Regions from separate parts of the Homo sapiens genome. Here region 2 is linked to region 1. A link is a loop called in an ENCODE intact Hi-C map of the cell type or tissue named here. Cell type or tissue: heart left ventricle. All regions are shown on one strand. Links, peaks and the distances in the headings refer to the core of each region. The heading gives the core; the rest is flanking DNA. Region 1 has its middle 10 kb from the start of CAMK2D. Region 2 overlaps ARSJ (arylsulfatase family member J).

The links. A loop is a pair of places that touch in the nucleus more often than their neighbours do. Peaks named below come from ENCODE experiments on the same cell type or tissue, not always from the same donor. Only the 100,000 strongest peaks of a DNase experiment are listed, where the experiment ranks them.
Region 2: a loop joins it to region 1, with 2.8 times the contacts of the local background. A loop is called at or near these places in 18 of 110 quality-filtered maps.

What each region holds. Positions count from the first base shown.
Region 1 is chr4:113,769,133-113,774,518 of GRCh38, reverse strand. No RefSeq gene overlaps it. Among named protein-coding and RNA genes, the nearest start is that of CAMK2D, 10 kb to the right of the region's middle. In heart left ventricle, for the core only: no CTCF peak of the experiment used is centred there; a DNase peak (open chromatin) is centred at 2,038.
Region 2 is chr4:113,905,735-113,911,120 of GRCh38, reverse strand. The region is part of intron 1 of ARSJ (arylsulfatase family member J); the gene reads left to right. Among named protein-coding and RNA genes, the nearest start is that of ARSJ, 71 kb to the left of the region's middle. In heart left ventricle, for the core only: a CTCF peak has its summit at 2,082 (motif pointing right); no DNase peak of the experiment used is centred there.

The DNA.
Region 1 (5,386 bases), core at 85-5,084:
TGCAGACCATTACTTGAATTATCTTAATATAAAATAGAATACTAAATTGGGGTATGGAGGTACCAGAACCAGGGAGAGGTAAAAACTAAAGGTGATCCCTAAAAGGAAGAGAGGAAAGACGGGCTTAGCCAAACTTCTATAGCAGGACATATTATAGTAACTACAGAAGTAGTGTGTTTAGAAAACAAGTCACCAATCTCTCTGGAAAAGCAGTGCTGACTGGCTGATATTATTTGACACTTAGGGACTAGGGTTGCTAATTAGCAAAGAAGGAAATTCAACTGATTTTCCTCAGAAAACAAATTACTTCTACAGTCCATTTGCTCACTTCACACTGCTCTTCCCCTTAAAAATCAGCCAAACTTAAATAGCTAAATATTTTCAGCATTGCCCATCTGAAAAGTATAGATATCTATGAGTATCTAGCTGTGGCATAGGAAATGAATAAAAATATGGAAGGTAATATGCAGTGATTAAAAATACAAGCTTTGGGGCTCAGCCTACCTGAATTTGCTTCCTTACTCAGTCACTTCCTTTGAACACACATGACTGTGCCCGTTTCCTCATCTATAAAATGAGGATAATAGACAACTATCTCAGAAGGTTCTGAGTCATATAGCAAACACCCAACAAATGTTACCCGTTACTATTATCTTAGATATTCTTGAGTATTAAATTTGAATTGACCCATATTTTCAGTGAGAAAGTTATTTAAACATTTTGTACCCACGTTTTCTCATTCATAAAATGAAAAATATTATATATCTTACCAGATTACTGTGAAACTAGGCCATGCAAAGAAGTTATTCCTGGTCCCTATCCTATTTCCCCATCACCAAATCTCAATCACAGAGCTTACAAATTCCGCACTTCTGATTCTGGAATCTACATTCTAATACACAAATATACGTAAATTCAGAAGTTGTATTTCTTTGTAGTACTCCTTGCTTTTTACTGTACAAGTAAAATATATTCAATGAAGGAAAATTTTAGGCAGGGCGCAGTGGCTCACCCCCGTAATCCCAGATGTGTTCGGAATTGGTGGGTTCTTGGTCTCACTGACTTCAAGAATGAAGCCACAGACTCCAGCAGTGAGTGTTAAAGTTCTAAAACATAGTGTGTCCGGAGTTTCTTCTTACGGGTGGGTTCGTGGTCCGGCTGACTTCAGGAGTGAAGCTGCGGACATTGGTGGTGTGTGTTACAGCTCTTAAAGGCGGCGCATCTGGAGTTGTTCGTTCCTTCCTGTGGGTTCGTGGTCTCGCTGGCCTCAAAAGCGAGGCTGCAGACCTTCTAAGTGTTACAGCTCATAAAGGCAGCACATACCCAAAGAGTGAACAGCAACAAGATTTATTGCGAAGAGCAAAACAACAGCTTACCCAGCACTGAAGGCGACCTGAGCGGGTTACCTTTGTTTGCTTGGGCAGCCTGCTTTTATTCCTTTATCTGACCCCACCCACATCCTGCTGATTGGTCCATTTTACAGAGAGCTGATTGACCCATTTTACAGAGAGCTGATTGGCCCATTTTGACAGGGTGCTGATTGGTGCATTTACAATCCTTTAGCTAGACACAAAAGTTCTCCAAGTCCCCACCAGCTTAGCTAGACACAGAGCACTGATTGGCACATTTACAAACCTTGAGCTAGACACAGGGTGCTGATTCGTGCATTTACAATCCTTCAGCTAGACATAAAAGTTCTCCAAGTGCCCACCTGACTCAGGAGCCCAGCTGGCTTCACCTAGTGAATCCCAATCCCGGCGGCGTGGAGCTGCCAGCCAGTCCCCCACTGCACACCCAGCACTCCCTGCACTCCTCAGCCTTTGGGCAGTCTATGGGACTGGGTACGGAGGAACAGGGGGCAGTGCCTGTCAGGGAGGCTGGGGGAGCGCCAAAGCCCACGGGGTCAGGGGGAGGGCAGGGGGCTCAGGCATGGCAGGCTGCAGGTCCCAAGCCCTGCCCCGCGGGGAGGTGCCCGAGGCCCAGCGAGAATTCGAGTGAGGCACCAGCAGGCTGGCCGTGCTGTGGGACCCGGTGCACCCTCTGTAGGTGCTGGCCCGGGTGCTAAGCCCCTCACGCCAGCTGCTCCAAGTGCAGGGCCCGTTGAGTCCGCACCCACCCGGAGCCCACCCGGAACTCATGCTGGCCCGTGAGTGCCGCAGCCCGGGTTCCGCCAGCGCCTCTCCCTCCACACCTCCCCGCAACCAGAGAGAGCCGGCTCTGGCCTTGGCCAGCCCAGAGAGGGGCTCCCATGGTGCAGTGGCAGGCTGAAGGGCTCCTCAAGCATGGCCAGAGCGGACGCCAAGGCTGAGGAGGCGCCCAGAGCGAGCGAGGGCTGCTAGCACGTTGTCACCTCTCACCAGCACTTTGGGAGGCTGAGGTGGACAGATCATGAGGTCAAGAGATCGAGACCATCCTGGCTAACACAGTGAAACCCCATTTCTACTAAAAATACAAAAAAATTAGCCAGATGTGGAGGCAGGCGCCTGTAGTCCCAGCTACTTGGGAGGCTGAGGCAGGAGAATGGTGTGAACCCAGGGGACAGAGCTTGCAGTGAGCCAAGATAGTGCCACTGCACTCCAGCCTGGGTGACACAGCAAGACTCTGTCTCCAAAAAAAAAAGAAAAAAAAATTAAAATTCTGGGCCCAGTGCAGTAGCTCAGCCCTGCAATCCCAGCACTTTGGGAGGCTGAGCTCAGTAAGAGGATTGCTTGAGCCCAGGAGTTCGAGACCAGCCTAGGCAACATAGGGAGAAAAATACAAAAAATAAAAACATTAGCCAGGTCCGTTGTGGTGCACACTTGTGGTCCCAGCTACTCAGGAGGCTGAGGTGGGTGGATTGCTTGAGTCCAGGTGATTGAGGCTGCAGTGAGCCATGATTGTGGCACTCTGCATTCAGGCCTGGGCAACAGAGACAGAGTGTGTTTCAAAAAAAAAAAAAATTCTAAAAAAATTATTCTTATTTCCACCTCCATAGGAGGTAATCATAATTAAAAATAGTTTTACTTAGAGAACTGAATATCTATCCATCATCTATCCATGTAAACAACCAAACACAAAACTGAGGTTAAAATATGTAAACTTTTCAATAACTTTAATTTTATTAATATATTGTGACACTTTTCTATCACAATACTTCCCTACAGCATAATTCAATGCAATAATAGCTTTATATATTTTATGGTATGACTATCCCAGTGTTTCTGAACTTCCTATGTTTACATTAACTCCCCAAAATATCTTTAAACAATCTGTTAATAAAGTGCTGCAAATAGGATACCGTCTTGTTAGAATCCTAGTGCTTTAGAAGGAAACTAGAGGTGAGATATTTATAGCATTTAAAGTCTGGCCTCAAGTGGCTTAATAAAGTCTTTCTCAAAGGGGCATTGATTGAGAATTGGGCAAAGTTCATGATCTACTAGTTTAAAATTGGTGGAAACAGTAAAGTAAGTCTTTATAACTAAACTGTTAAGCAAGCTACTTGACCAGGTGACAGGGTCCTCTCTCTAATAACTTGGTCTGATGGAATTGCCTGAAGCAAACAGTAATTCATTGATTTGTGGTTTTATATTTCCTGAGCAGAATTTAAAAACAAAAAGACCCCAGTCATACCAACATAAGTGCTCTACAGTTTTATCTAATTTATATTAACACAGAAGTTATCAATTGTCAATTTTAAAAAATTTTTTACTATTTATTTTCCAAATATATTTTAAATATTCATTGATTTATATTTTTACTACCACCACCTAAAGTCTAGCTATCACTTTTCCTTACCTTGCCTTTTAAAGTCACTGCTGATAGGGAAAATTCATTTTCCACCAGATAGTGATAATGAACTCTATCATATAGACATGTCACACCCATTCTTAAATCCTTTCAGTGTTTGCACAGTTCTTCGCCTAATTTTAAGTGCCCCATGAGACACTCTTCTGCCCAATTCTATAGAATCATTTCCCTTACTACACTCTTACCACATCAGACCCACTTGGTTCCTTGAATTTGTCCTGTTTCATCTACTAGAATGCTTTTCCCTGTACTTTCTCTTTAATTTAGTTATTAATATTAACTATTTAACTATTATAAACAAAATAATAGGATCCTTTGGATCTCATTTTGCTCATACATTCTCAGAAAAACCTGTGCCTACTCCACCAAGACAAATAATACACATTCTCCGTATTCTTCCTTTATATTACTTAATTTTTTAATGAGTAATTGGTTTAATGCCTATTTGTCCCACTGAAAAATAAACCCTATAAAAGTGGAGACACTATTTTTTCCACATTATATTCTCAGAGCACCTGGTCTAACACACACACACACACACACACACACACACACCAACTTATAGAATAAATGTTGCAAAATTAATTACAACAGTCTTCATATTTAAGCTGTAGGGGTCCTTCATTTTGTTTTCTATTACTATGTTGTTTGACAACCCACCATAATTACCTCTACCTTCAAAAACACCTTTTCACTCTTAAGTTGATAGCACTTTTTCCTTGTTAAACAAACCAAGCAGTTGTGAAAAAGAGGTGTTGTTCACATACGAGTTACTAATTGAGGCTCTTTTTTTTTTTTAACCACTGATAAATGAAACAGAAAAACATTAAAAATGGGAGAGCTTTAAGGATAAAGATGCATCACCTTTTTCAGTGGTATTGTCATAACTTTCAGAACCTTTAAAAATCTGTTTTCCTCATTGAATGGAAATCATGTGTGGGGGAAGTGGGGGAAGAAGGCGGGGAAAATAGGAACAAGAATGTAGTGTTTTTTTTTTTAATTATTTAACTATAAAGATACTTGTTCTGGTTGGAGTTGGGCCATTCTACAACACAGCTAACTCTCAATTACCACACTCATGGACACAGGCACAATAGACAAAAATAAAATATGGCCTTAATGCAAATCACATATTTTCATTTAATCGTAATTTTATTCTTAAGGTTTAAATTACAATAAATATTTGTATAGCGCTTTTGATTTTAAAAATTTGTTTCCATACTTTGTTTTAGATAGGGGAGGATAAATTACAGAAACAAATAGAATCCTCAAAATTCGGTTCCTTAAAGAACAGGAAGTTTATTTCTTTGGTCAGGGCAAGGGTTCCATATTAGCAGCAGCTCTGTTGTATGAAGTCTTTCAGGGCCCCAGGCTGACAGTGGTTCTGCAATCTTCAATATGATACTTATAAGATTGCCCTAGGAATTGCCATCCCAGTCGTTCAGAGACTGAAGAACATTAGAGAACATTCCAGAACATGAACCAGGTCTGGAAGCGGCATATATCACTTTTGCTCCATTTCTTTGCCAAAAAATTAATCTCAAAACAGGAAAATCTGGTATTCTAGCTATGTATTCAGCCCAAACCTTGTTTGTGTAGT
Region 2 (5,386 bases), core at 60-5,059, 140 kb before region 1:
CCTTCAACTCTTCACCTGGATGGCTCCTCCTGCTGCAAAAATCATCTCAGATTCACCTTCCCTTGTGAATGCTCTTTTGTCCAAGTCGTTTCAGCTGCTTGCACTACCTGCTTTCATTCCACACTCACCCAGATACTCCTGAATGCACTGAAACTCAAATGAAACATGGCCCCTTCTGAGAGGTGTCCTGACTCTACTATGAGCACTTATAAAATGCTGTGGTTCTCTACTCTAACACTTAGTCCTGTCATAATAATCCTCTAATGGCTTGTCTGTTTCTCCAATTATACTGAGTTCCTTGAGAGCAGAGACCATCTTATTCACCTGTTGTAATCCCCAAAGCTAGCACAGTGTAGGAGAAGGAGTGTTAAACAAGCAATTAATTCACTTATTCATGAGATTAAACAACTAGGCATATATTTGTTGCCACAGCCCGCCCCACTTTCACCCCTTTCCAGAAGATATAATTAACTGAAAGATAAAATTAAGGCCCATAAATAGAATTTATTTATAGACAAGAGAGTCTTTTGGAAGGCAGTCATAAGCAAACACCTTTCAGAATATGGAAAATTAGTTATATTCTTCCTACATAAATATCCAAGTGATATTTGATTTGTAAACTACAGTCTCTTGCATTTATTTCCTTCCCTTCAAAATATGAATTTCTACTCCACTATTGGCCTATTTTTTACTCGCTAACCATTCTGGACTTTAAAGTCTGCATAAAAGTATTAGTATTCATATTTTATCCCACTTACAAGAGTACATTAAATATGTAATTAGGTTAAAACAATAACATCTTAGACAATATTTTCAGACAAAGAAGAATTCATAGACTATAGTATCCAGCACCCAGTAATACAAATTAATACAAAAAATTATATACCTTCACATATTCTAATGCCAAGCTGAAAGGTCTACTTAGCATTTTTCTTTTAAGTTGGCAGTAAAGTGAGAATGATGGTGATTGCTTTTAACAGATTTGGCAACAACTCTAGGTTTACTATTATTCATGTGGAATTTTCTTCACATGGTAGCCAGACTGTGACAAAAAAACTTACTAAATTTCAAAATTATTTTATTTTTTAGCCAAGGTAATACAAGCATTTGGAATATATTATATGAAAAATCTATTTTTAAACTAATTTCATATTATACAAATAAATGTTAAATATATAATCGATGTTTGTGGAATCTTCCCTATGAAATATCTGTAAATGATATTATAAACTTGGTACTGTGAAGCTGTTCTGATGTTAAATGGAGACGCTTTACTGACACATTGAGCAGTAGTCTTTGACTCATGGATTCTTATAGTTAGGAAGAAGCTTAGAGGTGTAGTACTCTGTTCTCATGCTGCTCTAAGGATATACCTGAGGCTGGGTACTTTATAAAGAAAAGAGGTTTAATTGACTCACAGTTTCACAAGGCTGGGGAGGCCTGAGGAAACTTAACAAACATGGCAGAAGGGAAAGCAAACACATCCTTCTTCACATGGCGGTAGGAGAGAGAAATGAGAGCCAACCGAAAGGGGAAGCACCTTATGAAATCATGGGATCTCATGAGAACTTACTATCACGAGAATAGCATGAGGAAAACTGCCCCCATGATTCAATTACCTCTCACCAGGTCCCTCTCACGACATGTGGGGATTATGGGAACTACAGTTCAGATGAGATTTGGGTGGGGGCACAGCCAAACCATATTAGAGGTCATCTAGCACTTCGTTTCCAATTCAGGAATCCCTTTTACAAAATCCTTGGCAAATGCTTATCTAGCCTGTTTACTATTTTTTTGTTTGTTTATTTTCTTTTTTAGAATGTTATTTTCCACAATGGGTTGAAATCAGCCTCTTTATAATATTGACCATTAGTCCTAATTCTATGCTTTGAAATAAAACAGAGAGGAGTTGAACTATCCACCACTCTCCAGGTTATAAAAGCAACAAATCTAGAAATCATTCCTAATTCTTTTTTTTTCCACTCCTTCTGTACTTCTCTCACTGATTTAGTCCTATCAGTTCTAAATCTAAATATACATTTCATCCATCTACCTCTTTCCATTTTTACTGCCACTAGATGGTAGTCCAAGCCACCATCATCTTTGACCTAGACAAATCTAAACAATCTCTAAACAATCTCTTCTAAACAATTAGAAGAGATTGTTTAGAAAAATTCTTTTCTAAACAATCTGTGTTTCAATTCTCATCTTTCTAAAATCCACTTTCTATACCAGTGGTCTCCAAATTGGAATACATACACCAAAGGGTAATGCAAGATGATTCATTGGGATGCAAAAAGAAATAAAAGAAATTCTACTTACATTTATTTTTATCTCATCCCCTTTAATTTCTATTCTGTGTAAGTTTTATAATGTTCCTAAATTAATACAGTATGCATGAGTGTAATTTATAAATAAGTAAACGTGCATATATTAGGGGAACATGCTTAAATATTGAATACTATTTTTCAGATGTGTTCTAATTAACATAATGGGATTATTACTCGTCAGAATTTGCACACTGCCTTTATATAGATTAATTACAACTATAGCTCTCATTTGTCTCTTGCTTTTTATTAAATTTGTAGTCTGATATATTCAACTTCTCAGATCCATTTATGTAGTCTTATATAGCTGACGTGTAAAAAATGGATTTTTAAATAAAATATCTTTTATTTATCCCAGTTAGATTTTCTTACATCTTGTTTTAAATTTTGAGACAATCTTATAGAAAAATTGCAAGTGCAGCACAAATAGCATTTTTCCTGAATTAAGAGTTAAGAGCCAACGTGATGTCCCATCACCCTCAATACTTTAGTATTTCCTACCAACAAGAGTATTCTCCTGTGTTAGCCACAAAACCATCAAAATCAGGAAGCATTGTTATTCCATTTTAATCCTGAGATCCCATTTAAGTTTTGCCAGTTCTCTAAATACGTTCTTTATTGAAACTATTCCAATTCAAAACCACATATTGCATTTAATTGTCATGTCTCCTTAGTCTCTTTCTTTTAATTCCTTCCAGTTTTTATTTTAGGATCTAGGGGTTTACGTGCAGTTTTGTTACATGGATAAATTGCATGTCACGGAGGTTTGGTGTACAGATATATCGTCACCCAGGTAGTGAGCATACTACCCGATGGGTAGTTTTTCAAGCCTCACCCTTCTCCCACCCTCCATCCTGAAGTGGGTCCTGGTGTCTTTTGTTCCCTTCTTTGTGTTCATGTGCAATCAAAGTTTAGCACTCACTTATAAGTGAGAACATGTGGTATTTGGTTTTCTGTTTCTGTGTTAATTCACTTAGGATAATGGCCTCCAGCTGCATCCATATTACTGCAAAGGACATGATTTTGTTCTTTTTTATGGCTGTATAGTATTCTGTGGGTTATACGTACCACATTTTCTTTATCCAATCTCCTATTTATGGGGATTCAGGTTGATTCCAGGTCTTGCTGTTTTGAATAGTGCTGTGAGGACTTATTTTCTGAGTTGTTTTTCTTTCTTTTCTTTACTTTTTTTCAACTAAATGAAACACTCCTACCTGCCCCACAGACTTGTGGAGGCCAGAGAAGAGCATATCAGTAAAAAAAATTTTCATATTATATTCACTTTCATTAAAGTGTAAGATTATCATTCTTACCCCCAACTAAAGTGCTAACATACAGTTGATTTTTCATTATTTTATTGAAAAAGAATAATAGGCAGCCCTTTCAAATGCTAAATCATTCCTAAGCTATTTACCTAATGCTGATCCTTTTTAAAAAAAGACAATGAAGCTAACTTGGCAGGACTTTTCTTTTTTGACTTTGTCCCATTTGTTATTTTTGAAATGCTTACAAATCACATACTTTAAAAAAATCATTCTCAAATTTTTCTGGGATCAACATAAGTCTCACTATCCGGTTTACAAATCCTTCCTTTCTTTAATTGGAAAGTTAGAACAGATTTGCTTCTCAAGACTTCTGGCATCTTTCCTCTGCTCCTTGATTTTTCAAAAAGTACTGATATTAACTCTTAAAAAGAACAGAGAGTGCATCGGACTTTGCCACTGTTGATCAAGAATCAGTTTCACAGCCTGGTGGGGCAGGTTGAGGGTGCTGGGGAGAAAACCACAACTTCTCTACATCTCTATTTTCTCATCTATAAAATGAACTTAAAAAATCTGACTTCTCACTGTTGCAGTGAAACTTAAATGCAATAATGCATATAAAAAATCTATAAATTAAAAAGCGTTATGCAAATGTTAGTGACACCGATTCAGCATTCTGGGATAATTGTTAAAGCTATCGCTGAATAAATATACCTTCCTTACTAGACTCTGCTCCCTTCCAATGCTTGCAGCAACCCAATATGTATTATTATCCCTATTTTACAGATGAGGAAACTGAGGATCAGAGGGATTAAGTACTTCCCAAAACCATACAGGTAATAAGCAGTGGAGCAAATTCAAACCCAGGTCTGTTTGATTCCAAAACCTACACCCTTAACCCACACCCCAAATTACCTGAAACTTCCTCCTATTCCACCATAGAGGCTGGAACTCATTTAAGCAGGAGCTGCTCTGAAAACCTCTTCCCTGTTATAAGCTGCTGTCAAACTTTTATGTTGCTGGTTTTAAATTTTCCAATTTAAAAACCATTCTACTTTCTAGAGAAGACAGAAACCTCATAGTTGATTAGTAGCTCTGAACTCCTATTTATCTGCAGACGCTACACCATTTTCTGAAAGCAGCAAACCTCTTCTTACTTTCTTTTTTTTCTGCAAACGTTTCCTGTATTTTATGTTTTTCATAAGCCTCTTTTCCTGTTGCCTTTGCCAATAGGTGAGAAAATGACCAATTTAGTTAGAAATGCTTAACTGGTTTACCATTTGATGAATTAAATAGACATTCCAGTCAAATCAATTTTCTGCATAATTATTTTGTTAATAACTGATCCCCATAAATGATTCCCAAAATTTTTACCCGTATAGATGTTTCCCTTTTTAATTTCCTCCAAGTTTCCATTAATGGGTATTTACTAATTTGTCATGTACTTGTGTGAAAAATTAGTTTTTTTTCTAATTTTAGAAAACATTCACTTGTGTCTAAAACATTCACTTGTTAAAAAATTAGTTTTTTCACAATTGAATGTTTTGGATCCTGGACTGGACCAAAAATTATCAAGAACAGGCCAGGTGCAGTGGCAGTACTTTGGGAGGCCAGGGCAGGTGAATCACCTGAGGTCAGAAGTTCGAAATCAGCCTGGCCAACACAGTGAAACGCTATCTCTACTAAAAATACAAAAATTAGCCAGGCTTGGTGGTATGCACCTGTAATTCCAGCTACTCGGGTGGCTGAGGCAGGAGAATCATTTGAACCCGGGAGGCAGAGGTTGCAGTGGGCCAA